Linked DNA regions of Homo sapiens: region 1 is linked to region 2. The links are chromatin contacts, found by Hi-C or POLR2A ChIA-PET in ENCODE. All regions are on one chromosome and are shown on one strand. Each heading gives the region's core, a stretch centred on a gene start or an enhancer-like site at or near the end of the contact. The rest is flanking DNA. Distances are from core to core; before and after follow the strand shown.

The links. Hi-C counts contacts between places; a loop is a spot of excess contacts on that map. ChIA-PET counts read pairs that join two places held with the same protein, here RNA polymerase II (POLR2A). Pooled maps may share reads with other maps.
Region 1: a pooled map shows a loop between it and region 2 (4-fold over the local background). The contact joins the promoter of MAST3 here to the enhancer-like site in region 2. A Hi-C loop is called at or near these places in 1 of 37 single-sample maps with no recorded cell type and 7 of 50 pooled maps. POLR2A ChIA-PET finds 5 or more read pairs at or near these places in 11 of 52 experiments (B cell, CD4-positive, alpha-beta T cell, CD8-positive, alpha-beta memory T cell and 8 more).

The regions. Positions count from the first base shown.
Region 1 is chr19:18,096,475-18,100,724 of GRCh38, reverse strand. MAST3 (microtubule associated serine/threonine kinase 3) reads right to left here and starts at 2,947. Exons shown (of 28, transcript NM_001393504.1): 1 at 2,894-2,947. The coding sequence starts at 2,932. It also overlaps a transcript of IL12RB1 not described here. RefSeq lists a silencer at 2,703-3,212.
Region 2 is chr19:18,302,347-18,306,055 of GRCh38, reverse strand. No RefSeq gene overlaps it. Among named protein-coding and RNA genes, the nearest start is that of LSM4, 19 kb to the left of the region's middle. RefSeq lists enhancers at 582-1,087, 978-1,357. Within about 2 kb of position 1,400, at least 37 of the 41 ENCODE cell types and tissues checked have a DNase peak (open chromatin) inside an H3K27ac peak, as active enhancers do; they include B cell, CD4-positive, alpha-beta T cell and GM12878, where a contact is called at or near this core.

The DNA.
Region 1 (4,250 bases), core at 1,698-4,197, 210 kb after region 2:
TTCACGTGCCAGATTGGTTAGAATTTCTCTGGCTTCCTGGTGGGTACTTCCCTCTTTGGGCCTCAGTTTCTTCCTTTGAAAAGTGGAACTAATAATAGCACTGACCACTCGGGCTGTTGGGAGAATTGAATGCATGAGAGGGCTTAGCCTGTTAATATGAACGGTTATTCCCACTTTACTATTATTTTATTATTATTTTAATCTTCTTCCACTTGGACCTTTATTTTTATTTTTGAGATAGGGTCTCGTGATCATGGCTCACTATAGCCTCAAACTCCTGGGCTCAAGAGATCCTTCTTGGCTGGGCGCGGTGGCTCACGCCTGTAATTCTAGCACTTTGGGAGGCCGAGGTGGGCGGATCACCTGAGATCAGGAGTTTGATACCAGCCTGGCCAACATGGCGAAACCCCGTCTCTACTAAAAATACAAAAATTAGCCGGGCGTGGTGACATGTGCCTGTAATCCCAGCTACTCGGGAGGCTGAGGCAGGGAGAATTACTTGAACCCGGGAGGTGGAGGTTGCAGTGAGCCGAGATTGCGCCACTGGACTCCAGCCTGGGTAACAGAGCATGATTCTTTCTCAAAAAAAAAAAAAAGAGAGAGAGAGAGAGATCCTTCTGCCTCAGCCTCCTTGAGTAGCTGGGACTACAGTCATGAGCCACCACACCTGGTACACTTAGACTTTCATTCCATGCTCCTTCCTGGCTTCCTGCCCTTTTTGATTCCCCCACTCCTGCTCCTAGCCCTCCAGAGGAGTCTTCCCAGCCCCTCAATATGGGCATGTCCTCTCCTGCTCCAGCACCTTCCATAGCTCCCCATCACCCTAGGGGGAAAGTCTAACCTCTTCAAAATCAGCACTGAAGGCCCTGGAAGCATTAAGTCCTGGCCATCAGCCTCTAGTGCTAAGAAATAGGTTCAAGTTCTTGTTTCCCCATATAAACAGGTAAGAAAGGCTACATGCCTCTGGGCCTTTGCACGTGCTGTGGCCTCTGCCCGGAATGCCCTCATTCAGTCGGGGAATCCGTGCTCATCCCTCCACCTTCGTGGAGGGACGCCTGTGCTGGGTTGGTTTGGAGAGGAAGCCGGAACTGCGTGGGTTCAAATCCTGTCTGACTCTGTCACCTATACTTTGTGAAACCCGGACAGTGGCTATGCTTCTCTGAACCTCAGTTTCCCCTTTTGTAACATAGAACTTACCATCAGGAAATGTTTGACCCCCCCACCATGGAACAGGCCCCACTTCTTGACGTCAGCAGCACCCCCATTCGCCTACCCGGAGGCGGTTTCTCTATTTTAAGAGGCTGCGGGCGGGTTGGCATCTAACTGGGGCTGGAGGCGGGACTGCCCCCCCACCAACACCACGCTGCTCGCCAATCCCGCCCCGCCCCCTCCTTTCCGCCCAAGTCCCCCACTCTTGCCTCTGGCCTCAGCGCCTCCAGTTCTGCCCCACCCCCGCGCGGCCAGAGACCGGGTGTCTCTGATCTGCAGCTCAGCCCGTGCCTTCCCTGACCACTCCCGACCTGGCTTCCCATCACCTGCTGAGTTCGCAGTCCCGCAGCTACCGGTGCGGCTCCAGGTTGGAGACCCGCCGGCCCCATTCCTCTCACCCCCTCAACCCGCCCGGAGCTAACCTCAGTCCCCGACCCCCACCCCACCTGCTCAGTCCTCCCTAGGTTCCAGCTTCTGTCAACCTCTTTCATTTCCCTAAATACCGCCCCCCGCTGCAATGCCTCGCCACCCTTGGCTGCCTCCTCTACCCCAGGGCTCCCAGCAATGACTGGGTCAGGCGCCTCCTTCACTTGCTGTGAGTCCCTTATCACAACTGATCACTCCGTGGGGTCACCGCTGCTCTGGCGTCTACCTCCCCCAACAGGTTGGGGTTTCTAGGAGGGCAGCTCCAGAGGTTGCAGAACACTCCGCTGCCTCTCCAGAGCCAGGCACACAGCAGGCGCTCCATAAATGTTCGTTGGGTAAGTGCTGAATCCCAGGTTCCCTACCTGAAAACTTGGTGGCTTCTTAAGGGTGTGGTCTAAGTCCCAGAGGAAAATGGCCAAATCTTAATTCCTGTTTTTCTTTTCTTATAATGGGGACACTGAGGCCCAGAGAAGTCAAAGGGTGGCTGCCCGGGGTCATGTAGTCCCTGTGTGGCTTCAAACTTAGGCTTCTGCTGTCCCCGACGCCTGTGTCCCTACCTCCTGATGACACAGCCTCCTAAACATAAACTCAGTAAAAGGAGGACCCTATGGCTCATTGGAAAACTGAGGCCCAGAGAAGCAAGGGTGCCCTCCCCCCAGGTCACACTGCTGGTTGGCAGCGCCTTGTGCCGTAAGAGAGCTGGTTGAGGGCGCAGATCGAATCCCAGCTAGGCGACCTCTGGAGAGTGGCTTTCCGGGACTAGAGCCTCAGTTTCCTTATTCTGACAAATGGGCGCCTGACAGCCCCAACCTCCCCAGGTCGTCGTAGGGCTGAGCTGAGGGTGTACAGTGGTGCAGCGACGACCCAAGGAGGTATTAATACATATGAACTCATATTAATACATCGCTAGTAATAGGACTAAAACAACCATGAACATATGGTGAGCTCTCTGGCTGCTGTTGCTAGCATTATTATTAGAACAGCTGGTGGGGAGGGGCAGAGCCCTCAGCCTCTTCCTCCCACGCCATCGCTTGGAGCCTCAGTTTCCCTAGATGTCCAAGGGGGCACCTTCCCCCTTCCCACCATGAGAAAAAGCACTTTGAGAAGCGGGTGGTCAAAAAGAAGCGATCTGAGCGTTCCCCACCCTCTGCCTCAGTTTCCCTACAGCCCGTGAAGGCCCCGCCCCTCCCGGCACCTTTCAGGCCGCGTCCACTTGGCCGCGCCCTCTGCCTTCCGCCCGCCCGCGCAGGGGCCTCACCTGGAGCCCGCGGCGCCGCAGGAGGCTCGACTCGTCCATGGCCCGGGAGTCCGCGCCGCCAGGCCCGCCCCCGGCCCCGCCCCGGCCTGCCAGGCCCCGCCGCCAGGTGCCATTGGCCAGGCCGGTCAGCTGACACGGCCTGGCCCCGCCCCTCCCGGGGAGCCCGACCACAGGGCCCCGCCCCCACTGGGCGAGCTGGCCCCGCCCCTCCAGCAGAGCGCAGAAGTAAATATTTTGCATGAATCCTCTCAGAAGTAAGGCAGCATCGTTCAGCCCCATTTTGCAGATGAAGAAACTGAGGCTAAGATAGGTTAATCAATATGCCCAGCGCATTGGCCGGGCGCAGTGGCTCACGCCTGTATCCCAGCACTTTGGGAGGCCGAGGTGGGCAGATCACTTGAGGTCAGGAGTTCGAGATCACCCTGGCCAACATGGTGAAACCCTGTCTCTACTAAACAAAAAAAACCAAAACAAAACAAAAAAAAAATTACTTGGGGGTGGTGACGCGCGCCTGTAATCCCAGCTACTCAGAAGACTGAGGCAGGAGAATCGCTTGAATCCAAGAGGCGGAGGTTACAGTGAGCCGGGATAGCGCCGCTGCACTCCAGACTGGGCGACAGAGCGAGACTCTGTCTCAAAAACAAAAACAAAACAACAACAAAAAATGTGCCCAGTACACACAGCAGAACGGGTTCTAGGGTGAGGCGAGTGAGGATCTCACCCCTGTGCAAAATTTAAGGTGGCCCCACAAAACTCAGCCATCAAGAGAAATAATATTTTAAAAACATAAAATTAATGAAAACATTTATGATGAACAAAACATCAAAACTTTTATTTTTTATTTTATTTTTAGAGACGGGGATCTCACTATGTTGCCCAGGCTGGTCTTGAACTCCTGGCCTCAAAAGATCCTTCTGCCTAGGCCTCCCAAAGTGTTGGGATTACAGGTGTCAGCCACCGCATATGGCCAAAACACCAAAACTTTTTTTTTTTTTTTTTAATTTATGAGACGAGTCTCTCTGTTGCCCAGACTAGAATGCAGTGGCATGATCTCGGCAACCCCTGCCTCCTGGGTTCAAGCTATTCTCATGCCTCAGCCTCCCTAGTAGCTGGGACTACAGGTGCCCACCACCACACCAGGCTGATTTTTTGTATTTTTGGTAGAGATGAGGTCTCACCATGTTGGCCAGGCTTGTCTCGAACTCCTGGCCTCAGGTGATTCACCCACCTTAGCCTCCCAAAGTTCTGGGATTGCAGGCCAAAGAGTTTTGGTGTTTTGCCTGGCCAAAACACTAAAACTCTTAAGACATGATCAGACCCTTGTCCTTGCACCACTCAGCCTTGTTTGCCTCCCTTT
Region 2 (3,709 bases), core at 151-2,650:
CCAGGATGTGGCCTGCCCTGAACCTCACAAACCCGCCCCCTCAACACAGGCAGGGGCAGCAGTTGGGGGCCCGGGCCTGGAAGCCTTGGGATGCACCGGCCCACGGCACCCACCTGCCTGTTGGACAAGAGCATTTTTTTTTTTTTTTTGAGACGGAGTCTCGCTCTGTTGCCCAGGCTGGAGTGCAGTGGCACAATCTTGGCTCACTGCAACCTCTGCCTCGTGTGTTCAAGCGATTCTCTTGCCTTAGCCTCCTGAGTAGCTGGGATTACAGGTGTGCACCAACACAGACGGCTAATTTTTGTATTTTTAGTACAGACACAGTTCCACCATGTTGGCGAGGCTGGTCTTGAACTCCTGATCTCAAGTGATCCTCCCGCCTTGGCCTCCCAAAGTGCTGGGATTACAGGCATGAGCCACTGCGCCTGGTCGACAGGAGCATCTCTTGGCACACCCCATGCCCCTACAGTGTGGGCCGTGCAGGGGGCTGGGCTCACAGGGCGAGGTGGGTGGGGCAATGTTTAGAGGAGGAGGGAAGGAAGGGTGGGGAGCAGGGAGGCCCCATTTGCAGCTCCTGCCCCATGTCCTAGACTCACCGGCCCTTAGAGGCCTCTGGGGCTCTCCAAGGGGCCTGGGCTCCTTCCTCCCAGGGGTTGTGTGTGTCACGAGGCGTGGATCAAATCCAGGAGCTCTGGGGTCAGGCATCCTGGGAAGTTGGGATGGGAAAGCCCTCGAAGGCCCCTTCCCCTTCCTGATCTCCGTTTGGTTTTTTCTCCCTGACCAGGCTCTGAACTCAGAATGTGTTCCAACACCCCCTAGGTGCCTTCTCACCATTCAGGGTCCCAGGTGCTGGGGCTAATCCCCGGGCTCTTTTGCCTGCGTAATTGTGGCTTCTTGCCGGCGCAGCCAGACGCAGAGCCGGCTCTGACCTTTCCAGCCCGGCAGCTGCGGGCTCCTGGCCCGTGACTTGAGCCGCAGAGTCCCCTCGTCTGCCTCTGCCAACTTGGCCTTGTGGGCTAGAGTGGCCCCTGCTTAGGGGCAGCCAACTTCCAGAAGCTTCCGGCCCCCCTCCCTCGAGCTGGGTGTCGGACCAGCTCTGTGTTTCATTCTTCCTGGTTGGTTTCACAAAGCCTCATCCTCAGCCCCCTCAACAAGAAAAGAAACCAAAAGCACCAGTCTAGTTCCTAAATCCAAGGCTTCCAGGTCTTTCTGTCCCTCCGATGGTCTGTGCCCTCCTCACCCAACTGGGGCTGCCTTTATCGTAGATGGTCCCCACCCGCCCCCAGACCTTCTCGCCTGGAGTTTGCTTTCTGTTAGGGAGGCCCACGCCTGGCGCTGTGCTGTGACTCAGCCGGGGGCTGAGCTCTGCAGGGCCAGCCCACAGTCCCCCGCCAGAGTGCGACAGGCCCGGGTCGGCTGCTGACGCCACCTCATCCTGGAGCCAAACACCCGCTTCAGGGACAAAAGTGCAGAGGCTGGCCTTGGGCAGTGGCCCCCGAGAGGCAGCTGTGGGAAGCCATCCCTCTCTCCTCCTCCTCCTCCTCCTTCTCCTTCTCCTCCCCCATCCCCCTCCTCTCACTCCCCATCTTCCTCCCCATTCCCCTCCTCCTCCATCCTCCTCCACTCATCCCCCACTCCCATCCCCCATCCCCCTCCTCTCTCTCCTCCTCCTCTCCTCCTCTGGGCTTCACCTGCTGTTCCCAGCACTACTCTGACAGCCACCCCCAGATGGCCTGTGTCCCTGTCACCTCCCTCCCCACCTTCTTCTTTTGGAGCCCAGGGCCTGGCACGAGCCTGGCACTAGGGCCACTTGCCTTGTCCCAGGTGCTGGTGACACAGCCCCGGCAATCCTTCCCTTCCACAGGAGTGAGCCAGCCACAAGCATATGCATATCAAATGCATAAATGCTGTAAAAAGAAGAAACCAGGCCAGGCGCAGTGGCTCATGCCTGTAACCCCAGCACTTTGGGAGGCCGAAGTGGGCGGATCACCTGAGATAAGGAGTTCAAAACCTGGCCATCATGGTGAAACCCCATCTCTATTAAAAATACAAAAATTAGCCGGACGTGATGGCACAAACCTGTAATCCCAGCTACTCAGAAGGCTGAGGCAGGAGAATCGCTTGAACCTGGGAGGCGGAGGTTGCAGTGAGCTGAGATCGCGCCACTGCACTCCAGCCTGGGCGACAGATCGAGACTCTCAAAAAAAAGAAAAAGAAACCAGAAACAGGGCGGGCTCGTGAGGAGGTGAATGAAGAGGTGGTCAGGGAAGGTGAGAGAAGGACACTGAAGATTCAGGAAGGGCCTGAGAGACGAGGGAGCCAGCCACCTTGGGAAAGAACATTCTGGACCAGCAGGGGTCAGGAGGACAGTCCCGTGCAAAGGCCCTGTGCCCAGGGGACACAGGAGCAAACAGAAGGGCAGGAAATGGGGAGGATGTGGGCCCTGAGTGACATGAGAAGCAGCCACAGAGGGTTCTGGAACAGTCAGAAGCAGGGGTGGAAGCAGGAAGGGGGCAGTGCTGGGGCCTCAGGGCAGGGAGGAGGAGGCTGCCAGGGCCTAGGCTGACCAGCTGGCCTTGCCCAGGAAGTGCAGGACCCCGAGGTGGCACCTCCTTTCCACAGAGCAAGAGGAGGCCGGCTGGGTGCTGTGGCTCACAGCGGCAACTGTAATTCCAACACTTTGGGAGGTCGAGGCAGGCGGATCACCTGAGGCCAGGAGTTTGAGACCAGCCTGGCCAACGAGGTGAAACCTTATTTCTACTAAGAATACAAAAATTAGCCAGGTGTGGTGGCACGTGGTGCCTGTAATCCCAGCTACTCAGGAGGCTGAGGCAGGAGAATTGCTTAAACCCAGGAGGCAGAGGTTGCAGTGAGCCAAGATAGCGCCACTGCACTCCAGCCTGGGCGACAGAACGAGAGTCTGTCTCAAAAAAATGATACTACTAATAATAAATTAAAAATTTTTTAAAAATTTAAGAGGAGGTCCAGTCAAACCAAGTCTCGAGTGGACAAGAAGCTGCTGGCCACACAGAGAGAGCCGGAACAGGTGGAGGAACTGCAAGCACGGAGCCTCTGAACTTCTGTGGGGAAGGGGCAGAGGGGGTCAGGGCTCAGGCCAGAAGCCCCTACAGGGCCGGGCGCGGTGGCTCATGCCTGTAATCCCAGCACTTTGGGAAGGCAAGGCGGGTGGGCGCCTGTGGTCCCAGCTACTTGGGAGGCTGAGGCAGGAGAATGCCGCGAACCAGGGAGGCGGAGCTTGCAGTGATCGGAGATCACGCCACTGCACTCCAGCCTGGGCGACAGAGCAAGACTCCGTCTCAAAAGAAAAAATAAAATAAAATAAAATAAAAAAGAAGCCCCTACAGGAGCTGGGGTGGGCACTTGCAGGGATCTGTTCCTGACGCTTGGCATCAGCCACTTCTTTTTTTTTTTTTTTTTTTTGAGACAAAGTCTCACTCTGTCGCCCTGGCCGGAGGGCAGTGGCGCGATCTCCACTTACTGAAACCTCTGTCTCTCAGGTTCAAGCAATTCTCCTGCCTCAGCCTCCCGAATAGCTGGGATTACAGGCGTCCGCCACCACGCCCAGCTAATTTTTGCATTTTTTAGTAGAGACAGGATTTCGCCATGTTGGCTAGGCTGGTCTCGAACTCCTGACCTCGGGCAATCCGCCCGCCTCGGCCTCCCAAAGTGCTGGGATTACAGGCGTAAG